2 separate regions of the Homo sapiens genome follow, and region 1 is linked to region 2. The links are chromatin loops, found by intact Hi-C in ENCODE. Cell type or tissue: PC-3. All regions are shown on one strand. Each heading gives the region's core, and the rest is flanking DNA. Links, peaks and the distances in the headings are about the cores only. Region 1 overlaps LOC124902468 (a long non-coding RNA gene). Region 2 has its middle 130 kb from the start of LINC00595.

Evidence for each region. Hi-C counts contacts between places; a loop is a spot of excess contacts. Peaks named below come from ENCODE experiments on the same cell type or tissue, not always from the same donor. Only the 100,000 strongest peaks of a DNase experiment are listed, where the experiment ranks them.
Region 1: it touches region 2 in a loop (3-fold over the local background); 3 of 110 quality-filtered maps call a loop at or near these places.

What each region holds. Positions count from the first base shown.
Region 1 is chr10:78,325,657-78,341,989 of GRCh38, reverse strand. LOC124902468 (a long non-coding RNA gene) reads right to left here. Exons shown (of 2, transcript XR_007062212.1): 2 at 11,179-11,897. Among named protein-coding and RNA genes, the nearest start is that of LINC00595, 66 kb to the right of the region's middle. RefSeq lists an enhancer at 13,223-13,724. In PC-3, for the core only: no CTCF peak of the experiment used is centred there; DNase peaks (open chromatin) are centred at 5,479 and 6,199; H3K27me3 peaks cover 2,085 bases.
Region 2 is chr10:78,388,656-78,404,988 of GRCh38, reverse strand. No RefSeq gene overlaps it. Among named protein-coding and RNA genes, the nearest start is that of LINC00595, 130 kb to the right of the region's middle. In PC-3, for the core only: a CTCF peak has its summit at 6,398 (motif pointing left); no DNase peak of the experiment used is centred there; H3K27me3 peaks cover 5,031 bases.

The DNA.
Region 1 (16,333 bases), core at 3,134-11,133, 63 kb after region 2:
GTTCTTTTACCCCAATTTTACTTATGAGGAAACTGAGGCTCTAAAAGGACCTAAGAAAGGCAAAAAGGGATCCAAAAATATTGGATGAACATTTGTCTTTGTGTTTTAGTAAAACAAAATGGCCACAATCTCCTCTTCCCAGCTAGAGCAGAGAAAGGGATGGGAATGGAGAAATGGAATTCTCACTGGGTCAGGCAAAGTCATCAATATCCTGTTTAAGAGAAATACATGGTTAACCAATTACGACATATGAGCAAGGGAATGGAGGCAACAGCATCCAACTCTCCTTAGCAATCCCTTCTTCCCACAATATCAAAACATTTTGGCATCTTTAAGATTAAGGCAGGAGACAGCCCCTGGCCTCTAATTGCTCTCAGTCAAAGACTGTAGCTAACATGTTATTAAATATGTAAATAATATGAAACCCAGAAGAGAATTAATATTTCATATCTAATGAAGTTAAGATGAATTCTCCTGTGTCTAATTTTCTGTTTTTAAATACATAATGCACTGTGGAGTCCAAAGTGATTCATGGTATTTTATATTGGCTAAAGACGTTCGGGGTTTCTCTGAAGCAGCTTCCTAAATGATTAACCTGAATATTATTATTACAAATAGGATTTGTTTTTTAAAAAATTAATTTTGTAGTTAATCAGAATAAAGAGCATGGTGTTATATGCTGGTGGGCCATTTTTAAATGGGGAAAAGGAACTGATATAGGGGTTACAAATCCTAACACCTAGAGGGGCCTGGCAAATAAATGACTGAAGCAGGCTGGGTGGCAACAGGGAGAGGTAGAGACTATGGCAAATTGTGACAGCACATGCCCTTCAGAAGTAGAGGCCAGAAATTCAGGTTGTTTTTTTTTTTTTGGTGAAATTTACTAATACATAAAGTTGGCTGTTCACACCAACATGGCACATATATACATATGTAACAAACCTGCATGTTATGCACATGTACCCTAGAACTTAAAGTATAATAATAAAAAAAGAAAAAAGTTGGCTGTTAATTCAAATATATATGTATGTATATATATACATATATATATATTTTTTTTTGAGACAGAGTCTTGCTGTGTCACCCAGGCTGGAGTACAGTGGTGCTATCTGAGCTCACTGCAACCTCTGCCTCCCAGGTTCGAGTGATTTTCCTGCCTCAGCCTCCAGAATAGCTGGGATTACAGGTGCACGCTACTGCACCTGGCTAATTTTTGTATCTTTAGTAGAGACGGGATTTCACCATGTTGACCAGGCTGGTCTTGAACTCCTGACCTCACATGAGCCACCCATCTCGGCCTTCCAAAGTGCTGGGATTACAGGTGAGCCACTACGTCCAGCATTTTATATGTGTGTGTGTATGTGTGTGTGTATTTTAAAAACAGAGTCTCACTGTGTCACCTAAGCTAGAATGCTGTGGTACAATCATAGCTCACTGAAGCCTCAAACTCCAGGATTCAAGCTATCCTCCTGCCTCAGCCTCCTGAGTAGCTGGAGTTGCAGGTGTGAGCCACTGCACCTGGCTTTAATTCAAATATTTTAAAACATCATGGATTCAAAAGAAGATGGCCCATGGCTTCCAGTTTACAACCTCCATACTGAGACATATGACTGGAGGGAAATTTGCTACCAGAGACAAGTCCTTCAATCTCTGGTGCAAAGAGTTTCCTCTCAGGTTGACAAGACAATAAACTGGTAAATATAAACTCTGATTAGTCAGCCTTTTAGGAGGGCAATTTGGCAAAATGCACAAAAGTGCAAATCCTTCAACCCACCAGTTCTACTTCAGTTCAACTTCTAAGAATGTATGCTAAAGTAGTAATTAAGAATTGACCAAATTTTTCACTGTAATGATGTTCTTCATTGCTCTGTTTATAATAACAAAAAAAATAGAACCAACTTCAAGATCCAAAAATCATGTCTGATTACTGAATTATATTGTAGCGCAACTAAAAACATTAAAACTATACAGTCTTTGACAAATATGAATAGGGATTTATAAATATGTTTAAAGCATGGGTGAAACAGATTTGTAGTGCAATCATAGTATTGTTTTTAAAAATGGACATATATTTATCTGCCCAGGGAAAAGATGGAAAGGTAACATGCCAAGCAATCAGCAATGGTTATCTCTGGTTTGGTGGTACAATTACTAAGCAAATTCTATCTTTTCTCTTTTTGCTTGTCTGTATTTGATGAATGATTTCACATGAACTTTCAGTGCTTCTGTATAAAGTCAACAAGAGAAATAAACTCTCCATTACATAGTACAATATTAAAAAATAAAAGTGGTCTTTGTTTGGAAGTTCACCAATCTAGATTCAATATTCACTCCTTCACTGAGAACTTTCACCTCCTTGAAGAACCTCACAGTTCTCGTCTGCGGAATGAATCATTAGGCTACATGATTTCCAAGGTCCCTCTGTGATTTGAGGCCACTGTTGAGGGACTTTGGGGGCAGGCCAACTTGCCTATTTATTCACAAGAATTGATTGACTGCCAGATAAGCCTTGTGCTGGGCTCTGGACTCAAGCTTGCCCTCCAAAAACACTCGGGAGAGGAGGGGCAGCACCCCCTCTGCCTTCCCATAGGGTGTTTACATACAGGAGTCTACAAGAATGTGGAGGAGGCACACTTGCTTTGGGGACGTTAAGAAAAGCTTCCTAAAACAAATGATATGTTAACTGAGTTGGAAAAGTTGAGAAGGAATTAGCCATCCAAACAGAGAGGAGGCAGAGAAAGGCATTGCAGGACAAACAGAGAGTGTGCAAAGGGACAGAGTTGGGCATGGGGTGCAGGGTAGGGGAGAGAAGAGGCTGCAGAAGGGACAGGAGCCTGGATCATAAAGGTGCCCTGTTCAGGAGTTTGGATTTAAAACTGGGGTAAAGGGACCCTTGAACGTTTTAAGAATTAGGGAATTTTTTGGACCAGATTTTTGTAAATCCCTGTGGCAGCAGGGAGATGGATTGAAGGGAACAAGGTACCAAAGAGCCTGCTGTCCTATTCCAGGTTGGAGATGGTGGTGGTGGCTATGGAGGAGGTCAGGCTTCAGGACCTACTCTGGAGACAGGCAGAGGAAGGAAGCTGGGAGGGCTCTCGAGTTTCTGGCTTCCACGGTTGGTGGATAAGTACGCCATTGACTGAAACAAGAATGACTGGACACAAGGACAATTTGGGGGAAAGGCCCATGTTCAGTTGTAGGAGCTTGTTGGATATCCAAGTGGACATGTCAGCTAGGCACATGGATGAACATACCTTGAATTCCAGAAAGAGGTCTGGGTTTGGGATTCATCAATGATGGGCTGCAGAAGCTCATGGTAGGGATTAGACGGCCAAAAAGAGAAAATATGAACTGTGCATGGAGGTCTGCAGACCACAGGCACCCAGGGGCCAGATGGAGAGAGAAAGAATATTCCACAGATGGGTAGCAAGAGAGTGTGACGGCACAGAAGAATAAAACAGAATGAAATCAAAAATGGCCAGCCGTGTTGAGTGCTTCTGCAAGATCGTGTAAGAGGAGTCATTGGTGGCTTGGGAGATGCAGAAATGGAGTCCACAAGGCAGGGAACACAGCTTCCTCAAGAAGAGTGAAAGTGTGTGAAGCAGGGTGGCCAGGGAGGGGAGAGCGACAGGAGCTAATGCATGTGGCAGCAACCAGCAGCGTGGTGCCCTTCTAGGGCCAAGCACAGGGCAGGGCTTCCAGAAAGACTGACTCCACTCACCTCCTCTCTCTGTGGAGTCCACTGTGTAGAATCACACTCCTCTCCTTCCCCAGCCTGGCCACCGAATGGGGATGACAAGTACATAAATTCCATCTAGTTGCAGTCAGGGGTTGTGGAAGAAGAATGGCTCTGTGGCCAGTTTTCTAGCAGCCTGAGTAGCACTCTGATGAAATGGCCTCATGCGGCTCTTCAGAACACCGTTTCCAGCCTGCCCAGAGCACTTGCAGCTGGAAAGACAGCCTCCGAAAGGGATCCCGCCTCCATAAGCAGCGAAGGGCTCTCCATGTGTGGCCCAGGAGAGTGGAGACAGGAAGCTCAGGGTCCTGGGAGGTACCAAGCCCTCTCCTCTCTGCACTACATGCTGCCTCTCCTGATCTTGCTCTGACGGCCCAGGGCCATCTTTCTTGAGATCTGCTGACTTCCTCAGCATCCTACTTAGGTGGCCACAGAATGAGCCCACAAGAATCTGAGACAGCCCCTGCTCTAGCCTTTCCCACTGTGCCATGGCACTCCACCAGCCTCTGCCAGGGTGACGTCAACCTTGGAGCAGCAGGAAGAGCTCTGCACCTGGAGTTCCCTAGGCCTGAAAGGAAGCCATGGCTCATGTAGCAGCCACTAATGCTGTTCTTCTAATAGTTCCAGCTCTCCACCTTCTGGACACGTAGTAGGACTGACCATCCTGGCCCCTTTGCTTGGATAGGGGCATGTGACCAGTCTGACCAACGAATTGTAAGCAGAAGTGACGTGCGTGACCTCCAGACCAAATAAAATCTCCAGCGTGAGAACAATATCTCAGATGGCTACAGTTTTGACAGCCTAGGTCCCAGAGGAAGGATGGTGAAATGCAGAGCCCCCAGCTGACCCCTGATGGACAGGTAACATGAGCAGGAGCCAAGCCCATATTGTCTTGACCCACCGAGCTCTGGGGGTTGTTACAGCAGCAAAACCTGGCCTATCCTGATTGATATAGCCTGGCTCCAGGACAACCTTGGGCAAGCACCCGTCCCTCTGAGGCCAGCATCCTCACCTGCAAAGCGAAGGCATGACCATCAGCTGCCCTGAGAGCTGGTGTGGATTGGAGGATGGGGAGCATGTGACATGAGCTGCACTCACACACAGCAGGCACATGTTAAGAGCACCATGCTTCCCATGGCAGGAGGCAGTGCCCCTGGGGCATGCCTATTCCAGGAGCCACAGAATTCTGACAGCTACACAATTTGTCCTCGGGCTCCCCCTTGGCCCTCCCAGAACATGTTCGCTCCTTCTTCCTTATGACAGCCATTCAGAGATTTGAGGAAATGTGGAGTGTGTGTGTGCACATTTGAAAAAAAGAGAGATGGAGAGTTTGAAGCTACCGTCTGTCAAGGCTAGCACATGAGGGGCCTTGTGCTGGGACTGTCACACGCCTTATCAATAATCCTCCCCTTGGGTTTGTGCAGTGTGTATGACAGTCGTCATTGTAGGGAAAGAAAAGAGGTGTGCTGGTATTCTCTATTCTACCCAGGCTGCCTCTCCATTCCTTGCCCTTCCCTGCCCTGCTCCAGCCTGGGAGGTGGCCCCTACTGACTACATCAGTGGCTCCCTCCAGCAGCTGGCAAGGATCTGGAAAGGAGCAAGGAGAGGGCTTGTGCATTTCCTCCCCTCTTCCTTCCTGCTCAGGCCGCCTCCCAGGCAGTGGCTGCTGGCACCCTCTTTTGTGAGTCTGGTTCTCCTGGGGTTTGGCTAGCACTGTCCCTCCCACCCCCACTGATCCTTCAGCCTTAGGGAGGGTCATGACGTGCTACTGTTGCTAGCCACTGAGAGCATCCTCATCTCTTGAGAATTTCCCTGATGCTGCCCACAGAATGACCTTGTCTCTTCACTGGAAGCATCTGGAGTGAATTCTGTTTCCTGCCAGAGCCCTGAATTCACACCCAGGCCTCTGCCACCAGGCCTTGCCTCTCTTATCCCCCAGCCCATCCCTGCCTACCTCCCAGGGCCCCTGCATCTTCTCTCCTCAGCAGACACATCCACTGCATGCACCGTGCTGTGTGGGACATGGTCTGGAGGCCCCTCCCTCCTCCACCTTACTCCCAGGGCATGGAAACTTGGGCAGGGGAAGGCTGGAAACAGTGTGTGGGCACAGCTCTGGGAACCTCTGAGGTTGCTCCCGCTTTGCTCCTTCTCACTCCTTCCCTGACCTGCACCCAGATGGGTGGGGGCCTTGGGCACTTCCTCCATCCTGGCTGACCCCAGAGCTCCAGGGCACCAGGATCCTGGCCAGACCTCAGGGCACAGCATTCTGGGAATGCTCAGAGCCAAGGCAGCCAGGGCCAAGGGAGGCCAGGCCTGTTTCCAGTTTGGCCTTCCTTTGTTTTGCTGTTTCTGCTGTGGCCAGTGTGTCAGATCAATGTCATCCTTAAACCAACAGTGTGCATGGAGCCATGGCCCTCATTGACCATCAATTACCACAGGCCTGTCACCTTTGAAAGCATGTCAGCTGGTGCTCAGCATCCGCTCCTGCCACCTGCACCCTGCAGCTGAGCAAACACAGAGTGACCAGAGCTCGCCAGGGTCAGCCAGGGGCGGCTTCATCTTCCTTCCCCTCCTTGGCCTGATCCCTAAACCAAGGGGAAGAAAGCTGGCCTCCTTGTGGGAAAGGCCCTAAACACTGCATGAGAGCAGGTCTCTGAGTAGCTCTGTGGGTAATGGAAGCAGTTAGCTCAGGGAGAGATTTCTGGGTCAGGCCTGTCTCTGTCACTTATTAGCTTTGGGATCTTAGACGAGTTCCTCCACTTCTAAGCCTCATTCTCATCCCTATTTCACAAAAAAAGAAGGGAGTCTTGACCCTTGAGCTGCTGTAAGGTGCACACTCAGTAACCATAATAATGCAAATATTTCTAGAATGCCTCCCATGTGCATGGCACTGGGCTGAGCACTTGAATTCCACCATTTGATTCCTCCACCATCCCATGAGGTTTTGCCTAGTGAGAGGCCATGGAGCAGAGGAAACCAAGGCTCAGTGTGGCCAAGTGGCTTGTCCAACATCTCACATCTAATGAAGGGCGAAGCTGAGATCCCAATCCTATGCTCTCTGATTTCAGAGCCCTCATAGTTTTTAATCTTTTTCCTTGTTTAAGCTTGCATCTCTCTGGCCTTACTTTTTAAGTTTTTGCTGTGGAGATTTTCAGAGATGAGCAAACATAAAGAGAATAATTCAATGAACTCCCATGGGCCCATTACCCAGCTTCTATGATTACCAACACTCTGCTGTTCTTTCATCTATCCCCATTCCTACTCTTTTTTCTTTTAGGGCATCTCAAAACAAATGCCGGGCATGGGATTCCACCAGTAAATACATGAGTGCTGCAGAGCCTTGATTCCTCATCATTGTCTGACCCTCTTGGATCACTCTCCATCAAGGCTCTGCAGATAGGCGGTACAGAAAGATCAGGGGCCAATTCAGACCTGGGCTCAAACCCCAGCTTTGTTATTGTGTCTCTGTGGGCTTTTGATATATTGCTGCACCTCTCTGACCATCCAGCTCTTCTTCTGTAAAATGAAGAGCATGGTTGGAACTTCTCTGAGTTGTCATGTAAACAAGATAAGGAATGCTGGTGGGCCAGCATGTGGGACAGGCTTAATACACCAGGTTCCCCTTCCTGGGCCCAGTGTATTTGTTTCCTGGGGCTGCTGTGACAAAACACCACAAATGGGGTGATTTAAAACAACAGAGATTTATTCTGCCACAATTCTGGAGGTCCGAAGTCTGAAGCTAAGGTATCAGCAGGGCCGTGCTCTCACTGCAGCCACCAGGGAAGGCTCTGCTTGGGCCTCTCCTGGCTTCTGGTGGGTGCTGGCCATCCTTGGCATTCCTTGGCTTGTGGCAGCATCATTCTGACCTCTGCATCCATCTTCACATGGCCTCTCCATCTGTGTGTCTGTGTCCAAATTTCCCTTTTCTTATAAGAACACCAGTTATTAGATTAGGACCCACCCTGATCCACTGTGGCCTCATCTTAACTTGATTACATCTGCAAAGACCCTATTTCCAAATAAGGTCACATTCACAGGTTCAGGGTGGACATGAACCCAGCACCCCCAAGCTGCTGCCTACTGCTCAGGTCTGGGGGAGTTTTCCAGGGCAGGTCTGGGGACCTCCCATGCTGCCTGCTTGAGACTGAGAAACTCAACTCCTGGAGGAGGAAAGAAGAGTCTCCTGATGCCCTTTGCCATGCACCAGTCGTCCTGGTCACCAGCTTCCCAGAAAGCAGCCACTGAGCTCTGGCACTTGAGAGAAGGAAACCCAGCCTCAAGGTGGCTGCCTGCCACATGCCTTCCCACCGCACTCAAAACAAAGTCCTGTTTCCTGGCCCACAGCCCTTGTTAGGCTCACCTCAGCACCCCCTTTGCCCCCTGCCACCCACTCCAGCCTTCCTCAGGGCCCTAAGTGCCCTGAGCCCAGCTGCCTCCTGGCCCTCGCTTGTGCTCTCGTCTCCACAACCCTTCACCTGGGTAACTCCCGTCATCCTTTGGGCCTCAGCTTAACCATCACCCCCCACCACACACACGGAGACCTTCCTGATCCCACACAGCAGTCCTTCATGCTGTCCTTTCTTGAAACATCCTGTTCTTTCTCTCCAATGCTCTAATCACAATATCTATCCATTCTAGCGTTTGCTTACGTGTGTCCTGACTTACTCCCCCACTTCCCCCACTATAAGCCCCATGTGGGCGGTAACCAGATATCCCATTTACCTCTGCACCCAGCACTCAACACAACATCTGGCACACCACAGATGCCCAATAAACATATACTCACCCACCAATAATGAAGTCACTCTTCAGAACCTTCTAATTGTGCAGGGGAGAGAGGTCAAAGAGAGAGGGGTTTCTTCCCTTGCTGAGAAGGTAGGGCCTCCATCTGGAGGCCCACAAATGCACCTTTGCTGGAAAATCTCTGCTCCTCATGGGCTCCACACACAGCTCTGGGCTTGGCCTCTGGAGTCGCACGGAAGCCCCAACACCTCTGCCCCATCCCTGCCTTTCCTTCATGAGCAGATGGCTCCATGCTCCTCCACACGGGCCTTTCCTTCCCCGTCATGGCAGCCCCAGTTTGTTCTTTTCCTCCCCTTCCATCAGGGTCCAGGCTTCACCCCTTCTCCTTCTCTGCTCCATTTCATCCATGTCCCACCTCAGGTTCCGCATCCAGATCTGAGACCTCACAGGGAGGCATTCCAGGCATTCAAGATGGAGGAGGCCCTTTGGCCTGAGCCACCAAATAAGCCTCACAGGGAGGGGTTCCATGCACTCCAGATAAGGGGGAGCCCTTTGGCCTGAGCCACCACACCTCAGGTTGGCCTGGCCCTTATTTTAGGCTGGCTTCCCCTTGACAATATGTGGGATTTCTGGAGGGGAGGCCCTGGACCCAAAACATGAAGTTAGCAATAGGACTGGCCCTAGGCAGCAGATGAGTGGGAGGTGCCTGTGACCCATGCATGGGAGGCATGGGGATAACATCATGATGTGACCCATGCAGAACTCAAGGCACAGCATGTGTTAGTGGCACCCCTCCCACACCAAGCCCTACAACCCAAAGATGCAGCTCATTTGGCTGCCACACAACATAAGGCCCCATGTGTGCCTACCGACCACTAAAATCCCAAATGGAAAGCCAGAGGACACGAAAGCACCCTTTTACGAGGACAAACTCTTTACAATCCAAATTAGACCCACAGGGTCTAGCTGGGGCTGAGTCCCACAGCCTTGAAGGTAAGGCCTTCACTTGATCCCTGATGACCAGATAGAAATGAGAGATGTCATTCCCTGAACATGTGGCATGGGAGAAAAATGACTATATAGGGACATTGAGCTGGAAAATGCCACAAACATTATCAGGTTCAGCCGTCTGCCTTCAAGTAACAGAGGAACCCTGATAAGACACCTGAGACCCTCACTGGGGAATCATCTGGGCCAAAGTGCCCCAGCGAGTTCGGGTAGGAACCAGGGCCCTGTAAGCCCTGGACAGTGTTTGCTCCACCACTGCTGCAGAAAAAGGCAGCAGAAGCCCATACCAAGGAGGAGGCAGAGAGGATAGGAGGACCCGGCAACACCCATTTACGCCTCTGCCAGCGCCTCTGGGCACTGTCCAGGACACATCCTGTACCCAAACAGCCCTACTCTACTGTGCTGGGAAGGCTGCTCCCAGTGATTTCTCGCTTAGCAAATGAAATTGACCATGGCATGTTAAAAATCTAAAAACCCAAGGAAATGGCAAACAAAGGGACCGAGATTTCAGCCAGTTTTTAAGTAAATAGAACCAGACCTTGCACCCCTGGCCTTTGCTGGTCCTCCTCTCCTCCCTGGTGTGGACATCTTCAGTCGCACTCTCTTGCCCTGAGTGTGCCTTGGGTGTCACTAGAAAACCTGGGCTGTTTAGGGAAAGACCCAGCCCTCCCCAGCTGCACCCCCACAAGGCAGTTATGGATGAGTTTCAAGCAGGCATCATGGAAATGTCACTTCCGCCAGCCGCACCCCTGCCATTCACCCCCACACAGCAGGGCCCTCTTCCCAATCCTGCCTGTCTGAAATGGGAGGCCAGCCCTGGAACTTTTCAATCAGACAGAATTCCCACTGCTCGGCTTTTGTTTTATTTTCTCTCTCTCTCTCTCCCTCCCCAGCATTAGTAATGACTGGCTTGGATGCTGGAATGAGTCAGCCCCACTGGAGGACCAATTAGCTCGTCCACAGGCAGCCCATTAACTCTTCCCAGGACCCCAGGTATCAGGCAGCAGTCTCCCCTCTTCGTGAGCCCCAGGGGCTCCTCCTTTGGGCCCTCTCCAGCCATGACATCCAACCCATTTCCCTCACCTCCTGCCACTCCCTGAATCCAGGTCTCATCACCTCCTCTGGACTTGTTCCCCACCTTCTAACAGGTCTCCCTGCCTTGGATACCATCTCCTGCTATTCTCTTCTCTCCCTAACTGCTTGTACAGTGACTTCATAAACCGAGATCTACTCATGCCACAACCCCGCTCAAAAACTCTCTGTGGCTCCTTATTGCCCAAAAGGGTAAAATTTACTCTTGCCAGACTTGCACTTACTGTCCACTCTAGAATCTGTTGTCCTCCTTTTCTAACCCTCTCTGGAGCTGGTCCCCTATGTGAGCCCTCCCCAGGGCCTAAACACCTACCCAACCCCTGGGCTCTGCACCTTTGCTGCTGCTGGTTCTCCTATTTCGAATACAATCTCTTAACCTGTGGAAATCCAGCCCCTCTCTCAAAGCTTGGCTCCAACCCTACGTACTCTTTAAAGCCTCCCCACCATCCTTCATTCCAAAACCACTCCTTCCATTCAGAACTCTATTGCATTTCTGCCACTCAGCACATAGCAAGTTCCAATTGTAATTTCATGGAACTATTCCTCACAGGCTTGGTCTTCTCAACAAGATTGGAACTTTCTTATCAACAACTTCAGTATTCAAGAATGAGGGATCACTTTAATAAATTACAGAATATCTATATAGTAGATGACTGTTAACCATTAAAAATAAGTGACAGAAGAAAGGATTGAAGATTGATACAAAAAGATATTGATTATATATTAATTTGGGAAAAAAAGATCACAAAACAAGGTACACATGAAGTGTCCAGTTTTGCTTGAAATACATGCTTGCATAGGAAAAGAGTCAGATTCTTCAACATAAGGCTGAATAGTATTTTTTAAACCTGGGTAGTATTATTATGAACCATTTTCTTTTTTCTTATCTGTATTTTCAATAGTAAATATGTATTATTGTATAATAAAAAGCAATAAAATGTGTATGTTTAAGATTGAGGGATTATATATTTTAAAGTACTTTGCGACCAGGAAGATGAGTTCTTCAGGCTCTTTTCGTATTCATCAGAGGGCTGGAAATATAGGGCACACTCATTTTGTGTGTGCAGTGGCAGTGAAGCTGTTGAGGATTATGAAGATCTAGACTTTTCAGCATCCATCAGTCCCAAACCTTTCCTTTTGCAGAGGAAGAAGCCCACGGTCTTTTCATCCTACTCTTGAGCATCTCTCTGGGCCAGGCCCTTTGCTGACAGCCTCACCAGTAGTCCAAAATCCACCATTCAGGAGCTGCCTCCTGGCTTTGGGAAAAAAGCCAGGAGGGTTAGGAGCTTCTTTCATTCCCACCTTTTTAGGTTTTGATCTAAAAAATGAGAGATGCTATTACCAGCCTGATTTAAAGATTGAGAGGAGCAGCACCTGCAAAATACAGCCAGGACAACAGAGTAGACAATAAATGTTTGCTATTATTGCTACAATATACTTGTGTGGTCCTGACAGACTCTAAGTGGGCACTTACCACTGCCATTTTATACTTAACGAAAACCAAGAGGAGTAGAGAACTTAAAACTTATACACATGGCCAGGTGCAGTGGCTCATGCCTGTGATCTCAGCACTTTAGGAGGCCAAGGCAGGCAGATCACTGGAGGCCAGGAGCTTGAGACCAGCCTGGCCAACATGGCAAAACCCCATCTCTACCGAAAATACAAAACTTAGCTGGGTGTAGTGGTGTGCACCTGTAGTCCCAGCTGCTCAGGAGGCTGAGGAACAAGATACCCTTGAACCCAGGAGGTGGAGGTTACAGTGAGCCAAGATCACGCCACTGCACTCCAGCCTGGGTGACAGAATGAGACTCTGTCTCAAAAAAAAAAAAAAGAAAAAAAAAGTACAAACACACAAATCAAATGCACACAAAAATAACCAAAAATCCTGCTCAGAGCACTGCATCTCAGAGATGGAAGAGGCAGATTTCACATTCAGGTCTGTGGACTCTATGGAAGCTATGCTTCCAGTGGTAAACTGCTGTGATATCAAGGACGGGGTTAGGGAAAGAGGGGTGACTTGTCCAAGGCCACACAACTAATTAGGGGCAGAGCTGGGATTAAGCCCAACATATACTTCAGCAAGTCATTTACCAAGAGGGCTTCAGAATGTCTGAATAGAGGTGCCTGGCACCGGAGGAGATAACTACAGGTGGACTCACGTGTCTAAGAGAGAATGGTGGGATTCAGCAGGGAGGCAGCAGGGAGCCGCAGAGGCATGGAAGAAGAAGGAAGTGAAGCAGCTGGCCTGGCCAGGATCAGCTCAGAGCCTGGATAAACTCCCCACTGCAAGGAAAAGGTAAGGAGAGATCCCAGTAGCCCACATCATGGACTCCTGCAATCCTAGCCACGGGAGAGCCCCTTGGCCTTCGTGGGCCCTGAGACGAGTAGAGGGAGCTGTGTGGAATCTGTGTGAAGGTTTTGTTCCAGAAAGACAGCTCATGCTGGGTGCCACACACCCCCGAGATGCAATCAGCTGCAGCACAGCGCCATGTTGAGATCCTAGCACCCACTAGACTGCATCCTGTCCTGGGGCCCAACATCCCCTGCATCTCCATATCCCTGGAGCCCCACTGACATCCTTCACACATCCACCCAGAGACCTGCAGCGTTGTGATGCCAGGACCTGGCCACTCCTGCCAGGTCTCCAGCATTCCAGCCCACACAGTGTGCTACACCCCAGGGAATGAGTGGTGCAGCACCCCAGGGAGGCTTCCCCTGAGACAAAGGGAGCTGAAGCACATGCTCCTAAGAGCCAACTGCCTGGGGCTGATATCCCTGACAGCACCCCCGACCACTCCAGTGGCAAAACTACTGGGCAGCTAGCTGCATGTGTCTTCAGGGGGTCTAGGGATTGGGACATCTGGGTGCCACCCTAGGGCCTGAGGACAGGCTGTCCTCACCCGCCACTGCCATCACTGGCATTTGCATATGCCATTTAGGGACTGAGGACAACCCCATGGCACTCACTGCCACCACTGCCAGTATCTGTGTACGCTACCTAAGGTCCTAGGAATCAGTCCACCTCACCTGCCACCACTGGCACTCTTGCACACCTTCCAGGGTCCTAAGGACAGGCCTGCCCCACCTGCTGAATTGACTCACCCTGCCTGCTACTGCCATCAGCATCCACATGGGTTGTCTTGGATCCTGGGGATTGATCCATCCTGTCTGCTCCAGCACACACTCTCTAGTAGCTGACAACAAGCTTGACCCACCCACTGCCACCACTGCTAACATATAAACAAACCATCTGGGCGTCTGGGGATTGACCCACCTTGTACACCATTCCCAGTGCCCACATACACACCTTCCAGGGACCTGAAGACAGGTCCGTCCTGACCACCTCAACTACCTGAATGCACTGACTGGAGGCCTGGGGATAGGCCCATCCTGCCAGCCACCAGCACCCATGTGTGCCTCTCTGGAGTCCAGGGACTAGTGTATCTAGTCTGCCTCTGCCACCACCACTGGCACCCACCTGCCCACCACTGCTCATGCCTGCACATGCTGCTTGGAGGCCCAAGAGTTGGCCCTCCACCACTGCTGCCACCACAAATAAATACTACACACACCAACCAGGGGCTCAAAGACATGCCCACATACTTGGCCCACTGCTGCCAATTCTGGCATCCAAACAAGCTGCCTGGTGGCCTAAGGACTGGCCCACTTGGACCCATGACCAACAACACCCACATACACTATCAGGGGCCTGAGGACCAGCATGCTCAGCCTGCTGCCACCACCACTGGGTACCAAAGGACTGGCCTGCCTAGCATCCCTGTCCCTAGTAAAGTCTTGCCACAGCCCCTACTAATGACCACTGCCTAAGCCACCGAGGAACTCACAAACACCACTGATGCTGATTACAGATGAAGAAATCATACAAAGACCACACTACTGCAACTATCCAGAATCAAAGCCAAAACACCCTACCCAACCAACACTATAGATACACCTATGGAAAAAAAGTCTTTTCCTACAAAAGCCAATCTATAAAATTGGAAGATGTAATTATTAAATTAAATGTGCAGATATCAATGTAAAAACACATGAAAATGCAAGGAAAATGACACCTCCAAAGGAATACAATAAGCCTCTAGTAATAGTTCCCAACAAAAAGGAAATCTATAAAACACCTGAAAAAGAATTTAAAATAATTATATTTAAGAAACTCGGTGAGATATAAGAGAACACAGAGAAGCAATACATATAAGTCAGAAAAACAATTTATGATCTGAATGAGAAGTTCAACAAAGAGATAAGCATAATTTAAAAAAAAAGAAATTCTGAAAATGAAAAATTCAATAAATAAAATTTAAAAACAATTGAGAGTTAAAACAATAGGCTAGATTAAGCAAAAGAATGTTGAAATAACCCAGTCAGACAAAACAAGAAAAGAAAAAAGAATGAAAAAACCTACATGATATATAGGACACCATAAAGTGATCATATAGTCAAATTTTAGGATTTACTGGAGAAGATATGGGCAATAGTATAGAAAACCTATTTAATGAAATAATAGCTGAAAATTTCCCATGTCTTACAAGAAATATAGACAGATACAGGAAGCTCAAAAATCTCCAAAAAGATTAAACTCAAAAAGTCTTCTCCAAAGCATATTATAGCCAAACCATCAAAAGTCAAAGATAAAAAGAGAATTCTAAAAAACAGCAAAAGAGTCAAGTCACATATAAGGAAGTCCAATTCAACTAACAGTGGATTTCTTAGCCAAAACCTTACAGAACGGGAGAGAATAAAATGACATATTCAAAGAGCTGAAAGAAAAAAAAAAACTGCCAGCCAAGAATACTTTAACAAGCAAAGCTATCCTTCAAACATGAAGGAGAAATAAAATCTTTCCTAGACAAGAAAAACTGAGGGAATTTATCACCACTAGACCAGGCCTATAAGAAATGCTCAAGGAAGCCCTACATCTGGAAGGAAAAGAACAGTACCTACCACCATAAAAACACACAAAAGTATAAAACTCATTTGTAGACCAGATATAAAAGTGACAAAAAGAGAAAGAGAAATGAGTCAAATATTACCACTACAGAAAACCACCAAACTGCAAAAAAACAATGAGAGGAAGAAACTAACAAAGGATATACAAAATAATGATAAAACAATTAACAAAATGACTTGAATACATCCTCACCTGTCAATAATAACCTTAAATGTAAATAGATTAAATTCCCTACTTCAAAGATACAGACTGGCTAAAGGGGAAAAAAGAAACATGAACCAACTATGTATTTGCTACAAGAAATTCACTTCACTTGTAAAGATACACACAAACTGAAAGTGAAGAGATGAAAAAAATATATTCCACACAAATGGAAATCAAAAGTGTGCAAGAGTAGTTAGATAAAACAGACTAATGATCTTTGTCTCTTTTTATCATTTTTGACTTAAAGATGATTATATGATGATAAAGTGATCAATTCAGCAAGAAGCTGTAACAATTATAAATATATATACACCCAACACCACAGCAGTATTACTACAAATAATAATAGTTGAGGACTTGAACACCTCACTCTCAGTTTTATAGGGATCATCTAGACTGAAAATCATCAAAGAAATATTGGATTTAAACTGCACTTTAGGCCAAATGAACCCAACAGACATTTACAGAACATTTCATCCAACAATGGCAGAATACACGTTTTTCTCATCAGCACATGGAACATTCTCTAGGATAGACCATAGGTAAGAACACAAAACAAGTCTCAACAAATTTTTAAAAATCAA
Region 2 (16,333 bases), core at 3,102-11,101:
TCCCCACAGTCTGAGGAAACTAGACCTTGAAACAGTCCCAACCTTCCCTCTGTCTTTTGCCCCAGAGCAGTGTGCAAATTGAAGAAAGCATCTCAGAGGCTAGTGGGCCTTACAATGGAGATCATGTGGTTCCCACCTCCAAGTCCGTTCCTCTACATCCTGAGAAATCATAGGCTGGGGGCTCTCTGGAGTCACCCTTTGGAGACAGAGAAGTGGTCAGCAGTCACTTCTTCCTCCAGTTGGCACCAAGTCCAACTTGGTGTTGTTTATCTGTTGCCACCATAAAGCTTGGTGACTTCAAACAAACATTTATCACCATCTCTCATGTTTCTGCGGGTTTACTGGGTTCAGCTGAGCAGCTCACGCACCAGGTCTCACATGGGATTGCAGTCAGATGTCCACTGGGGCTGGCATCATCTGAAGGTTTGGCCCATCTGGGTATCCCAAAAGGCTCACTCACGTGGCTGGGCTGTTGCAGGGAACTCAGCCGAGGCTGTCCACCAGAGCACCTACACATGGCCTCTTCTATGGCTTTGCCATCTCATAGTATGGAGGCTGGCTTCCCAGAAGGAGCATCCCAAGAGAGAATTCTAAAGGCCCCGGGCAGAAGCTGCAAAGCTTCTTATGGCTTAACCTTGGAAGTCTCAGAACATCCCTTCCATCCCACTGTATTGATCAAGTAGGCTCAAGCCCACATTCAAGGTGGGGGAGATGGGAGTCTGCATCTTCATGGGGGAGGGGCAAGTTCACACTGCAGAAGGAAATGTGGCATGGTGACAGTGTGGTGAGCATCTCTGGAAAGTTCTATGTTTCATGTGCATCAACCTACCCCTCCCAGGCAACAGAACGCGTGCTAACTGGGGAGAAGAGTAAGCACTGTCCAAAGAGTCGGACCAGGCCATATCTTGCAGCTGCCTGGGGCCAGCCAGCTGTCACTTATACCAACAAAGTAGCAGCTAAGTCCCAACAGGCTGCTAGTGTCTCCCCATCTGCTTTAAGGGTTGTAGTAAGGACAAAAGGAGATTAGCAGCTTCTTCATTCTAATCTGGCAAGCATTCACCAAGCATCTTGTTCATTCATTCCTTCAACAACTGTTTGTTGTGGGTCTACTCATGCCAGCCCAGAGAGGACTCCGACATGGCCAGAGGACACTGAGTTCAATGGAAGACATATGCTTACTCGGGCGGTTACAACACACTGCTTAGCACAGAAGACCTGGGGTAGACAGTCAATGGGAGAGGTCACAGGAGGGGCTGGCTTTGGCTAGAGAAGGAGAAATCAAGGAAGGATTCTCTACCTTCAAATACAAATTGAAGGGCCTCTTGAAGAACCCATGTAGGACTCCAGGGAGGTAAGGAGGAGAGAGGAGAGGTCCCCCAGGATCAGCAGAGGATGAGAAGCTGTGGCAAGTTTAGCAAATGGCAGGCCATCTGCAGTGTCTGTAAGGTAGAGAGGAGAAAAGTGGGCATGGCCATTTGGAAAGGTGATCAAGAGGAGGAAAGCAGGGGTCTGAAGGTCATGGAAAGGTTTGAACTTTCAACGGAGCCTCTGAATGACTTTACTATGATCAGACTGACCTAGAAAGATCGCTAAGGTTGTGTGATGGAGATAGCCTAGAAGAAGGTGACTCAAGAGGTAGCACAACCGAGTCATTATGATTTTGTTACTTATGGACTAGATTCCAGGCCCTATTTCACACTCTTTGCACTCATTAACCTATTGAACTTCATGCCAACTATATAAATTAGGGACTGCTGTCATCCCCCACCCTCCTTTATTTATTTATTTTTTTGAGACGTAGTTTCACTCTTTTTGCCCAGGCTGGAGTGCAATGGCGCAATCTCAGTCACTGCAACCTCTGCCTCTCAGGTTCAAGCGATTCTCCTGCCTCATCGCCCCGAGTAGCTGGGATTACAGGCACCCGACACCACGCCCAGCTAATTTTTTGTATTTTTAGTAGAGACGGGGTTTCACTATGTTGATCAGGCTGGTCGCAGCACAGAGAAGGTAAGTTTCTTGCCCTAAATCAGAACCCAAAGGAGTGGTCGAGCTGAGAGCTGAGCCAAGGCAGTCTGGCTGCAGGGTTTTCCTGCTCCACCACGTGGCTTGCCCTGCTGTGGCTGTCATCCAGGCAGAGACATGACAGGGTCTTTGCAAAGGGCATCAGAGAGGCAGGGGCCATGCTTCCTGTCCCTGACTGAGTGCCCAGGGGCTGAACTAGAGGCTGGCAGGGAATGACTACATGTGAGCACATGAATAAAGAAGAGGCAAGGCCCAAGCGCCCATTATAAGCCTCTGCATCACTGAGATTCTTAACAGTCTTTTCTTTTTCCTTTTCTTAGACACAGGATGTCAATCTGTCACCCAGGCTAGAATTCACTGCAGCCTCAAACGCCAAGGCTCAAGTGATCCTCCCACTCAGCCTCCCAAGTAGCTGGGATACATGTTTAGTCCTAGCCGATTTTTTAGAAAAAAAATTTTTAGAGTCGGGGTCTTGCTCAGGCTGGTCTCAAATTCCTGGCCTCTAGCGATCCTCCTGCCTCTGCCTCCCAAAGCGTTGAGGTTACAGGAGTGAGCCACTGTGGCTGGCCTAACTTCCTTTTCTTGAAGCAACATGACCAGTAGCTATCTGGCTGCTTGTCTCAGTGGCTGCACCCGCTGTCGACCCAGCTCACCAAGTGCTGGGGGCATTGACTGAGAAATGAGGCACTAGGCCGGCCTGCAGGCTGATGAGCCAGCCTCCGCAGACATGCACAGACAGACCCTGTCTGCCGCAGCATCCCAGAAACCCTGAACAAGGCCCCCTGCCTCATCACCCTCCGTCCACCACCATCCCTTCCTGTCCCCTGCTGAGTGCAGCAACTAAAGCCCCTGCTGAAGCTCGTGTTAGGATTCAGAGCAAGAAGCCCCTGCTGGAAGGCTGCTGGCAGCCAAAGTGAGCTGGGAAGGCGTCGCTTTGGAGCACACAGGGGGCCTGCCAAGAATTTCCTGAAGGGCTGGTGCTGAGAGAAGCAAAACAGATGCTTACTGGGGACAAGTTGCACTTCACAAACAGCTAGCACCATCCCGGTCCTGGGGACACAGGGAGAGGCACTCATTGGCATTGGAACTGGAGGTGCTCAAATTGTCCTTTCGTTAAATCCTCAGTCACTGTCCTGCCTGTCACATGACTCCAGCAAAAGCTCAGCTCTCTCTGGCTTGCTGCTCTCCTGTGTTCTTTCTTGCAAGAAGTGCTGGGGTGGCCTAATGCACCAGGCATTGACCTCCTGATCATCTGCTCTGTGACCCAAGCTTTTGCACACCACCTCGTCCCCCTGCCGCCTGGCATTTAGCTCTCCTAATGAGCAAGGGCATGAAGGAGGTGTAATCAGCCCCATACAGCAGGGCAACAGGTAGGGAAGATGAGAAAGTGAAGTAACTTGGCTCAGCAAATATTCAGTAGAGTCAGGATTTCAAACCCAGATGTTCTGACTCCAAGGCCGGTGCTCTGCCTCCCTCATGCCTTTCTTTTTTTTTCACATTATAACAAGATTATAGTTTATAGTTTGCTAATTTTTTACAAACTGAATATCCCCATTTAACCAACACTTGGATCAAGAAATAAGTACATCACTGCATATGATGTATACATGTGCATCATATATGTATATGTATGTATATGTATGTGATATGTCTACGTATATGATGTAGATGGTCTCCAATATACGATAGTTTGACGTACTGATTATTTTATTTTATGATGGTGAGAAAGTGATACATGGTCAGTAGAAACTGGACTTCAAGAAGGCCTGGCACAATGGTTCACACCTGTAATCCCAGCACTTTGGGAGGCCAAGGTGGATGGATCACTTGAGGTCAGGAGTTCAAGACCAGCCTGGTCAACATGGTGAAGCCCCATCTCTACTAAAAATACAAAAGATTAGCCACGTGTGGTGGTGTGCACCTGTAATCCAAGCTACTCGGGAGGCTGAGGCAAGAGGATCGCTTGAACCCAGGAAGCAGAGGTAGCAGTGAGCCAAGATCGCACAACTGCACTCCATCCTGGGCGACAAAGCGAGACTCCATCTCAAAAACAAAAAAAAAAAGAAAAAAGAAACTGGACTTAAAATACCTATGCAACCATTCTGTTTTTCAGTTTCAGTACAGTATTCAACTACACCTCATGCCTATCTTTCTCATGATACCATTCTGGCCGAAGACCTTACCAAAGGTCAGGCTTCAGGCCAACGGACAAGGAGAAGGACCGCTGCAGAGAAAGGCCCCTGCAAGGAGAAAAGTGAAACAGAGGGCTTGGTGTTGGTAAGCCACGAGTACCCCAGCAGGTCAGAGCTTCCTTCTTGAGGAAAACAGCATGGAGGAGTCATGGAGGAGTAATGGAGGAGGCTAAGAGGTGACTTTTTCATCCTCAACCAGTCACCTGGACTAGTGATCAGAAGCCTGCAAAGCATGGCCAAGCAGAAGGTCTACTGAAAAGCCAGGAGCTTATCACCTCAGTCCTGGGGGCATTTACTGCATGGGCCATTCACCTATTTCTTTGAAGGAAGTTCTGTATCTTCAAGCAACAGAGGCACTAGGAGAGAAGACAGACCTAGATTTTATATCTGAGCTCATGAAGCAGAGTATAGGTATACAAAAATACAAGAGGCAAGTTTCAGAATCTGCTAAAATACATATCCCCAAATCTAACCCTTTTATATTCTTAGATACTCCTGGGCGAGATGCCACCAAGCAGCTTCCACCAGACCTATAGATCTTCCCTGTCATGTCAGTCTGACCCTGGGACCACATTTGGCTCCTGGGATGCTGTCCAAGGTCACCTGCTGGGGACATTGATGGACCAGGCAGGAAGCAGTGTGGCATACAGCAGCAGTGGTGGGAGCTCTTAAGCCAAGGTTCCCTGCGTCTGTTTCTGTGCCCAGCATATTGCAGCCACACAGCAGTGTGAACCTGGCCAAGTGTCTTTGTCTCATGCCTTGCTCCATTCTCCATCTCAAAGATTCCTCTGGGCACTGACATTCAGTGATTCTTATCACACAAGGCCCTGGCCAACCCTGAATCTCCAGAGAGATGTCCAGGGAGGAGACTCTGTAGGCTGAACCCACGGCATCAGCCTGCCAGAGATTGAGGCAGGCTGGTCCAGGGGCTGGCCAGGGTGACACCCATCTTGTCCAGCTGGCCACTTGAGCTGAGACACAGACTCCCCAGGGCCTGAAGGAACCAAGCAGCATGGTCTTGATTTTTTAAATTTATAAAATAGGATTTTATTTCTTTGTTTTATCGTAAAACCATATTAACTGTGTGGAGATGAGAGAGCCTATGTCAAGCCCCAACAATTATGTGTCCCCACCTTTCCTGTCCTTTCTGGTTACCCACTTTTCCACATGATGAGTGGAATGGCTGTTGTAAGGAGTTTGGGATGGGGAAGCCTTCTTGAAGATCTACCCCTGGCTGGTTTTGGACCACGGACAGGTCATCAGATTCTCACAACCCATGAAAAGGCCAAGCCAGGGTTATCAGATCCACAGATTAGTCAGAGTTCCTTTGGCTGCTACAAAAACTCAAGTTCACCAGCTCTCTCAAAAAAGAGGGGAGGTCCAGGTACAGTGGGATTCAGGCACCCAAGCACCCTAGGATGCTTTATCTAACCTCCATCTCTTTCTCTGACAGCTGACTTTATTCTTCCAGTTTCAGCTTTTCAGGAGGTTGAAATACTAGTCACAGGCATCTCTGGCTTATATCTAAACAGCTTTGTATGAAAAAGGATAACAAGCTCTTTTGGGCCAGCTCAAGTGGCAAAAAGTCCCAGGGAAAGGATCTGATTGGCCTGGCTTGGGGTCCATGGCCCCCATGGTCACTAGGAGGAGCAGATGGTCAGGACAGGAGAACGCAAGGTTAAGGGCTGGAGCAAAGACAGTAGCCACCACACCCAAGTTGGCAAAGCAGACTGGCTAAGGCCTAAAGAGGGTAAAGAGTGAGGAAAGACTCTGAAAAGTGGCAAATGTCACTGGGGCACTAGTGGACTATGCCAGCAGGTGCCATGGTTGGCATGGAGGAGGCTGCGGTCTCCTGGGTGCTGGGCCAGTCTGTCAGAGGCATACGAATCAGCCCCTCTCTCAAGTGTTCCCAAAACTGTGTTCCCAAAGTGGTGACCAGAATGAGGACAACTTTTATTTTCCCAATTTCATCATCTACAAGTTCCCCAGAGTCTGAATAGAGCAGCCCAGGGAAGAGGCTGCCACAGTCCTGCCCCAGTCCTGTCTGCAAGTGAGCAAAGGAAAGATTTCTGAGCAGAAAGTGTCATGGGCCAGATCACGCTGGTGGAGAGGTTGTGGTGGGTACAGAGGTGTGGCACAGCGAGGGCTCACAGGCTGGCTTCTCAGGATTCCTGAGCACCCTCTGCTGCTGGCTCCAGGGCAGGTGCAGCTAGAGCAAGGGTCTGCACCTCTGTGCTAGTGTGTCCTGATCAGAGAGAAGTAGAACCACCAGGAGGCTGCTCACTTCTTGTTTCTCCTACCAACTAACCAACATTCAGACACATTCCTCTCTCTACCTCTTGTTAATTCTCCTTGCCCAAAGGGCATTGGCTTTCAACTTGCCAGAAGCAGTGGGGTGCAGTGGAAAGACCACGAGTCCAGAACCAGGAACCATGTTTCTATTCTGCCTCCAATTTGCTGGGTGACCTAAAGCAGAAGTCATTCCCTCTCTGGACCTTGTCCACTTTCTCTGCAAACCAATGGAGGTGGACCAGTCAGTGTCTGAGGGCTTCCCAACTTTTTCTGGGAGGACACGATGTAGTTGGGCCTGGCATTGCTATGTTTAACCTGTCTCCATCTCCTTTCTCTACCACTTATCAACTCTGCCACACTTACTTCCAGCATTTCCAGCATTAGCTCCTTGCAAGCTTAGCCGCCCTACAGACCAGCCACAGGCTATCACATTAGCTTGGCAATGATGAAAGGGAGAGATATATCATAGTAACACTCTACCCTGTCACCCTGCCAAACCTCAGGGCAGGAAGCATCTGAGCTTAGAGAAGCTATAGACCAGCTCAGCTAACAGAAGGCCTCTCTCCTAGCAAGGGCTCTCGTCCAGGGTTTGGTGAATCAAGCAGTCTCCAAAGATATGCATTACAGGGGCAACACACTTGAGGTTGTTCTTGTTCTAAAGCACCCATTGTACAGATGACAACATCAAGCCCCAAAGAAGGGAGATGACTTGCCCAAGGTCATATAACAAGTCAACGTCAGAGCCAAAGCTCAATTCTAGGTTTCCTAAGCCTTGAATCTGGGCTAAACTCTGGGCTAAAACCAAAGCTACCTTCTGGATAGACCATTATACAACCAGAGAGCATGCCAACCCTCCCCCCTTTTCTCTTTTGTCTTGCTCCAGAATGTACTCCATTTGCTTCAATCAGGCTGAGCTTCTTCCCATACCTTTTTTCCTGCTGTTGCTCCTGCCTGGCTCTCCATACCCTGAAGGCTTTGCGCATGCAGATTCTCCCTGCAGAACTCACCTACCTCCTTGACTTTCAAGACACCTTCCCTGACTCCTGCAGCTCTTGGTAATTTCTCCAATGACTTGGCATCACACTCAGGGTAAAAGCCACAGTGCTTACCATGGCCCATCTGACTTCGTGGCCTGGTCCCTGCCTAACTCTTCAGCTCCTCTCCCCATCTCAGCTCCCTTCTACCCTGGCCACGCTGGCTCTCCTACGGTCCCCCATCCCCTGCAGTGTGTTCCCACCCAGGGCCTGGTGCCTACTGTCCTCCCCAGCTCTCCACACAGCTCACCCTGCACTTAATTCTGTCCCTATGTCACCTCCCCAGAAAGGCCTTCCCCACCATCCCATTGAATCTGACATTGTACCCCTGAACTTTGTATCCTAAGGCTAATTCATTTTCTTTCAAAGGACTTGTGATTGCCTGAAATTATATTAAGTATTTGGTTAGCGGTTAGTTTGTTGTCTGTCTTCCCCATGAGAACACAAGCTCCACAGGGGTAGAAACTTTGCCGCACCCACTGCAGTGCCTCTCACTCCTAAAAGAATGTCTGGCCCACAGGGGGCCCTCGACAAATAAATCAATAAACAAACTGTTGTAATAAAATGACGTCTCAGAATTCAAAGATGCTAGGATGCTCCTAGTGTGCATAAGGCAGATCTTATTTTGAAGTTTTTGTCTATCTAAACAAGTCATTAAAAATCAGTGTATCAGCACCATTCATGAGCAATCACATGCTATGCCACAAAAGTGATATCATATAGTGAACAATCTGAAAATGAAACTAAGAAAACAATTTCACTTACAATAGTGTCAAAAGAAATACTTTGGAATACATTTAACAAAAGAAGTGCAAGATTTATATTCTAAAAACTACAAAACATTGTTGAAGGCAATTAAAGATCTAAATACATGGAAAAATATAATATGTTCATGGATGAGAAGACTTAATACTGTTAAGATGCAAATGCTCTCCAAATTGATCTACAGATTCAATGCAATTCCAATCAAAAGCTCAGCTGGCTTCTTTGCAGAAATGGACAAGCTGATCCTAAAATTCACGTAGAAATTCAAGGAACCTGGAATAGAAAAAAATATGTATTGAAAAAGAACAAAGTTGGAGGACTCACACTTCCTGATTTTTAAACTTACTTCCAAGTTACAGTAATAAAGACAGTGTGGTACCAGCATAGGATAAACATGTAGGCTAATTTAACTGGCTTGAGAATCCAGAAATTAATCCTCACATCTAAAGTCAATTCATCTTCAGCAAGGATGTCAAAACAATTCAATGGAGAAATAATAATTTTTTCAACAAAATGGTGCTGGGACAACATGCAGAAGGATGAAATTGGATCCCTACATCAAACCATATGGAAAAAATTAACTAAAAGTGAATCAAAACTCCAAACAGAAGAGCTAAAACTATTGACCTCTTAGAAGAAAACATGAGGGCAAATTGTTATGATCTTGGATTGGACAATGGTTTCTCAGATGTGTCCCCAAATGAACAAGCAACAAAAGTAAACATAGAAAAATTGGATTTCATAAAATTTTTAAACTTTTGTCCTTTAAAGGACACCATGAAGACTGTGAAAAAACAATTCACAAAATAGGAGGAAATTTTTGCTAACTCTATGTCTGATAAAGGACTTGTATATAGCATATATAAAGAAGTTTTATGACTCAGTAATAAAATGACAACCCAATTAAAAGTGGGCAAAGGATCTGAATAGATATTTCTTCAAAAAAGACTTATAAATTGCCAACAAGCACATAAGCACATGACAAGATGCTCAATATCATTATTGAGGGAAATACAAATCAAAACCACAGTGAGATACCACTTTACACCAACTAGGATGACTAGAATCAAAAAGTCAGATAATAGTAAGGGTAGGACAGCATGCAGAAAAATTAGAACCCTAAATACACTGCTTTTAGGAATGGAAAATAGTACCGCCACTTTGGAAGAGTCTGACTGTTCTTCAAATGATTAAACATAGAAGTAACACATGACCCAGCAATTCCACTCCTATTGGGTTGGTGCAAAAGTAATTGTCGCTTTTGGCATCAAAAGTAATGGCAAAAACCGCAATAACTTTTGCACCAGTCTGATATATACTCAAGACATGAAAATCTATGTCCTTACAAAAACTTGTATATATGTTTATAGCAACATCATTCATAATAACCAAAAGTTGGAAACAACCTGAAGGTCTATCATGGACAAATGGATAAACAGAATGTGATATGTCCCTACAATTGCATATTATTCAGCCATAAAAAGGAATGAAGTACTGATTCGTGCTACCTCATGGGTGAACCTTGAAAACATTATGTTAAGTGAAAGAATTCAGTCACAAAAGACCACATATTATATTATTCCATTCATATGAAATGTCCAGAATATGAAACTCTGTAGAGACAGAATATAGAGTAGTGGTTGCTTAGGGCTAGGAGAGATAGGGGAGATAAGGGGGTGATGGCTAAATGATACAGGATTTCTTTTCAGGCAATAAAAATGTTCTGAAATTGATTGTGGTGATGGGCGCACAACTCTGAATACACTAAAAACCATTGAACTGTCACTTAAAATGGGTGAATTATATGGTGTGTGATCTATATCTTAATAGTACTGTTATTTAAAAGAAAAGGGAAGAAATACCATGCCAGGTAACATAGGTAATCTACTCAATACTTTGCCCTTCTAGAATTGAACCAGGAACAACCCCATAGACACAAATCCCACAGCCTACCCGATTTGCAGGGTTGGGAGAGACCCAGCCAAGTGAAAAAATGAGGACCGTGATTAGCTATACATTTTCTGAAAACTTGGAGAAAGGCCCTGTAAAGCATGGGGCCTGGGCAGAAGCTGGGCTTGTCCAGGTCTAAGAACAGGAACATCTAGAGAGTTCACCTAGACCTAGATGGAAAATCTCATGTGGCAAGTCTGATCAATTGCAGGGCCCACGTGTAGCCCATGTCAAGAAGCACTCTGAATGAGACAATGTCCAAACTCCACCAGAAAGTGTCTGTTCCATCGATAATGTCTGCTAGAGATAGGGAGTGCTGGTATCTGAGCCGCACATTTGACAGGTGTGTGTCAGTTCACCCTCTCCTGGCAGAGGAAAAACTAAGTCACTGGGAGTAGCACAGTGGCCAGGGCCCTAGAGCTCAGGGTAGATGAAGTCCAGTCTTGGCCTGGGCTCTGGTCTCAGCTCTCTGGACGTGTTTACCAATCCAGCCTCACATCTCATCACACCCCTACTCTTGCCAATGCTGTCGCTGTGTGCATTACAGCCTGGACAGCATAGAGCTGGGGCCTGAACCCAGGCAGGCAGTCTGGTTCAAAAATCTGTTCTCTTAACCACCACACTGTCTCTCAAGACAATGCTGAGGCTCTGACTATCTAATCTGTGTCAGACTCTTCTACAAACCTTTCCTTATTCAAGCCCAGAAGTACCCTGGGAGAGAAATATTGTTATCCCCATTTTAGAGATAACAACACTGAGTTCCAAGTATGTCGCCCAGATCACACTATGGCAGAACCAAAGATTCTAAATCAAATCTGTCCAACCTCAATGCCCATGTCATCCCACAGTCCCAAGAAAAGAGCAACTTTTCCTTCTCTCTCTTTAGTCCAGCACACAGACATACAGACACACCCACACAAACACACGCACACACGCACGCACACACACACACATACACAATCTGAAGGAAAGAAAACTTGAAATGCAAACCCTGAAGTCCCTAAAGTTCACCATTATCCTTGATCCTTGCACATTCTTCATCCTCAGTGAGTTCCTTATTCTGTATCTACCATCGGCTATTGCCAGATTCCTTGTCTTTCCTTCACAGCTGACAATCCAGAAAAAAAATCACTTATGCCATTGTCTCTGCTTCTTCACTGCCCTCTCATTCCTCAGCCCAGTGCAACTTGGCTCTGTCCCTGCCTCTCTGCTGAGCCCCAATGCAAACCCAACTCTTTCCATCCTGGACCTTTCCATCCAAGACTTCTCCATGACAGGCAACCTGCCAACCCATTCTCCTTGAAACTCACTCTTTCCTTGATTCCTTTAGCAAATACTTTGTGTGCTCCATGTCACATCTTTTTGGTCCTGCTGACATCAGCACAGCTGAGAAAGACAGCTATATACCTGCTGCCAACATTTCACTTCAAGTGTGCTGATATGACTCTCTCCCTTTCTGCCTCAGGGTGACCCCTTGGCTCAAACACAAGCATGGCCAAAACATGGAAGAGTTAACACCCCCAGGGGCAACTCCCAACCAATGGAAGATGGGAGCCAGTGAGTCAACTTCCCATCCTTGGGAGGGAGAGTTCCAAGGCATCTTCTCCACAGTTCCTTAGAGGGTCCTACTGGGCTTGTGATCAGTTGCCCACAGTAATTATGCAGTCTTTATTCCCCTGTTCTCACTCTCTCTCTCTCTCCCTGCTCCCTCACTCCAGCTTTCACGATCACCTGACAAATAAGCTGCCTGCACCTGTCTTTGTGCAGGCTCTAGGCTCTACTCTGGGGTACCTATCATTGTCTCATTGTCTTCCTTCACCTTCTGACCTATTCATTGCCATCTCTTTATGGACTGCTCCTTTAAGGGTGAACCCCTTCTCTGTTGCTGCTTCCTGGCTCCTCTGCTAAGCCCTGCCCTGTGCCCTTCCTCTCACTTGCTTGGGTCACATAAGTCCCTGCCACATGGCCTTGCCCGTCCATGAGGGACTTCCTGCCCACAGCACCATGGCCTCTGTCCCTTAATCATCAGGTGAGCACCTCCCCACCTTGCAACAAGCAAACCACGCATCACCCCTCTACTGAGCCTTTCCCAATGCTTCCCTAGGACCAACCGCCCCCACCTGAGCAGCTGCAACTTGCTGAGGGGGATTCCATACTGTGTCCAGTGACAGCCCTTCCAATAGGCTCTTTGCTTCCTTTTACTGTAATGTAATCTCCCTGAGAGAAAAGGCTGTGGAATTTTTACTTCATATCCCCAGAAGCCAGCCCTATCCTGGCGCATGATCCATGCTCAATAAATGTTTGTGGATAAAGGAAAAAGCATTCACGCTACTTTTATCAGACTCTGAGCAAACTTCTCTGATCCTCCCTCCTCACAAGTCCCTCCTCCAGTAAGATTTGGGTCCTTAAGTACATGTTTCCCCTGCATAGGGTTGGCACATCCATTAGTTTCAGCAGGGAGATGGGAACTCAGCCACCTCTTGCAAGCACAGTCATTCCTGGGTATCCACTAAGGATTGGTTCCAGGACCCATCATGGATACCAAAATCCAGGGATGCTCAAGTCCCTGGTTTAAAATGGGATAGTATTTGCATATAACCTATGCACATCCTTCCTTATACTTTGTCATCTCTAATTACTTATACTATAATAGCTAATACAATGTCTGCACATCACTTCATTCGTGTGGATTCAGCGTAGGACTCAGAGCACAGCAAATTCAAGTTTTGCTTTTGGAACTTTGTGGATTTTTTTTTTCCTGAGTATTTTGGATCCACAGTTCATTAAGTCCATAGATGCAGACCCCGTGGATACAAAGGGGCAATGCTACTTCAATCCCAATGTTGTGAGGCTTTAAACTTGTAAACACCCCCAGGTCTCTTTAAAGAGCAGGAAGCAGGCATGGAGCCGACAATATCTGCCTTCGATTCCTCTCCTGGGTCAGAACCTGAGAAGTGGGCTTCCCACATATGCACCTTCTTGTGAGATTTTCCTGACAAGGCAACAGGAAAAGGGAAAGACCAACAGGCCCACCTGATGGCATCTGTGGCTTGTGATGCCGGGAAGGACCCAGAAATGGCCACAGGTGAGCGAGAGTGAAACGGACGTCCATCCAGGTCAAGCAGGAAAAATGCCAACTCAGAGAGCATTGCCCACCACCTCCTGCAGGCCAGGCCTATGCTAGATGCCAGGAGAACAAAAGGAGATCCCTGTCCTCAAGTGGAACTTAGTCTAGTGGGAAAACACACCTAACCTCAGCCCCTGACTTCACCAAAGTTCCAATCGAGAATCATAATAGTAAGTAAGAAGATTGGCTAACATTTTATGGAGGGCTTACTCAATATGCCAGTGTTTTCTGAACATTTTGAAAACATTCAATTATTTGCCCCCTGTAATAACCCTGGGGTGGCATGCTGGAGCCAGCTTGTACCGGCTCACAAGAGCCAATTGTTAAATTTTCAAGAATTTTACAAGCTGGGTGATAAATATGACTATTATTTTAAAATTAAATTACATAAGTTAAAAATAAATTATACTAAAAACAAAAGTAAGAAATCCTCAAAACTCATCACTTCCGAATTATCTCACTGCACTTTATTGTTCTCTATGCTGCCAGGGCCGTGTGCTTCTGTTGTATTTCTGCAGTGGAAATGCCATATCATGGTGGCTACTAAGCCTACTAAGCCTCTCTTCCAATTCCATGTTTAGTGACGTCACTATGAAAATTGACAAAGGCTTGACTTATTTTTTATTGATTTTTCTAGACTTAAAAAAGTGATGGAGAAAATATTAATTTTCCAAATGAAACTTAAAAGTGTGCCTGTGTCGGTCTATAGCTGTTAGTTTGTGAGTAGCCCCCCCGACAAAATATTTTTTTCTGTATTCAAAATCTATTATCCAATTCAGCAAAGTCACTCATGCTTTTGACAAGTGAGTGTCAAGTCTGTACCTACATCTTCATTGTTTCACGTTCACCTCAATCATTGAGGTACAGAAAAATACCAATCAATTTTCAGGTTGGAACTATACTCCAAGACCAGTTGCTAAACACTGACTGGCCTCGGAAGTAAGTGCTATCTGTAAGCCCCATTTTGCAAAGGAGAAACTGGTTAGGAACGGCCAGACCAGGATTCCTACCAGGGAGCCCAGCACCACACCCAAAGTTCTTAACACATGCAGGGGAATAGGAGACCCTGGTCACCCCCAGTTCTCCCTGGCAGTCCTGGGAAAGCCCTCAGGGAGACCTGGCTTCTGGTACATTCTGTCAGATTCCCTCACCCCAGATAAGAGGAGAATAGCCCTGACCCTGAGAGAGGAGTACAGGACAGACATGGGGATGGGATGGGCAGCACTGAGCCTGGGCTGAGATGGTGCTTCCCAGAACAAAGCCACGGGCCTGGATTTGGGAAGGCAGGTTAGATCCAGAGGATGCAAAGCAGAAGGTGGGACGTGGGGCCGCCTGAAACTCCCAGGGCAGAGGCCAACTCAATGGGTCACTCTTACAGGGACTGCAGCCTCAGGCAAAAGCCAGGAAGTCCCTGTGATGCCGCCCAGGCTTGGAAACTTGCCCACCTCTTTCCAGACAGGTCATTTCAGGTTCCCGGGTGCACCCTCACCAAGGAGCACCTTCCAAGGAGGCCTAAGGGCAGGCGAAGATCAAGAGATTCAGTGGCATTTCATGAGTAAGAAGAGTTGGCCTGGATGGCTCCTTCTCATGGTGACAATGGAGCCAAACCCCATTGTCATCCGAAGTCTTTTCCTCTGGCTTGGGTCCCTTTCCAGGCTCTTCTTCAAGTAGTGGACATTCCAGCCACACAAAACTTCCCACTGTCCCCCAGATAAACAGGGCCCTCTCCTACCTCTGACTCTGTGCCGGGGTTGACTTCTCTGGTGGGGGAAGTTAGGGAAGGCTTCATGGAAGAGGTGATGTCTATGTCTGATATGCCCAAATGAGCGAAGGTGTAGAGGAAAGGTATTGAAAATAGTCTGTAGTTCCCTGTTCCATGTGCACAGCCTTTGTTACATAAACAGCCCTCCTGTAATATTATAAGTTCTGTAACAGAGGACACACCGTCTCTGTGGTGCCCAGTAGGTGCTCCAGTAAAAGTGCAGGCTGCATAGCCTTGGGCAGGTTGCCCGGCTTTGAGACCTGCAGTCATGCTAGCTGTGAGCCACATGCAATTGCTGATACAGAACTATGTTTGACCTACAAAACTAGCAATTTCATATGTTCCAACCTAATAGCCTCTCTGTGACTCTGTAAATGGGGTTAATAGCACTACCACTCTCACAGGATTGTTGGGGAGATTAAATGAATTAACACCTGTGTGAACACCTGGGCTGCTGCCTGGAACACGACAAATAGGTGGTAACAACAGCTATCACTTACACAGCACCTACTATGTTCCAGGCACTGTGCGAATCGTGCTGCCTTGTCAACTCATGGGCTCCTCTAGCCACTCTCTGCAGCTAGTTCTATTCTTAGGCTCACTTCTCAGAGGAGGAAGCTGAGCCACAGAGACATGGAAAACTCACCTAAGTTTGCACAGCAGGTAGGTGGGGAGCCAGGATCTGAAGCCAGCAGTCTGTGCTGTTATGCTATAGTTCAGCCTCTCTGATCGGGTCAAGCTGAGCTATTATGACTCGAGGATGACTCCAGTGAATGTGTAGGTGTTAAGACAACTAGTCTTAACATAGCATTTGAGTTTTTTATGCTTACACAGATGCGGGTGGGCTGGGCAGTCAAGGTCTGGGAGAGGACCAGAGGAAGGCACCAACAGCCTGAAGCACGGGAACAGGGGGGCAGGTAGGAAGGAAGCGGGGGCTATGGAGGCTGCTGCCTCTGGGGGACCTGCAGTCCAGCACTTGGTGGCTAGCTCGGGGCCCCCCCACTGGTGAGGTGGGCAAGGCCAAGAGTTGGAAAGATGAATGGGACCCTGGACGCCCGTGGGCACTTCTGCATCTGTCACCCTGTCTGATGGCCATGACCTTCTGAGAATGATTAATTCTTCTCTGCTTCCACCTTCCAAATCTCCCACAGCTCCACATGTGGCCAGCCCTAACTCAGAACCCCAAAGA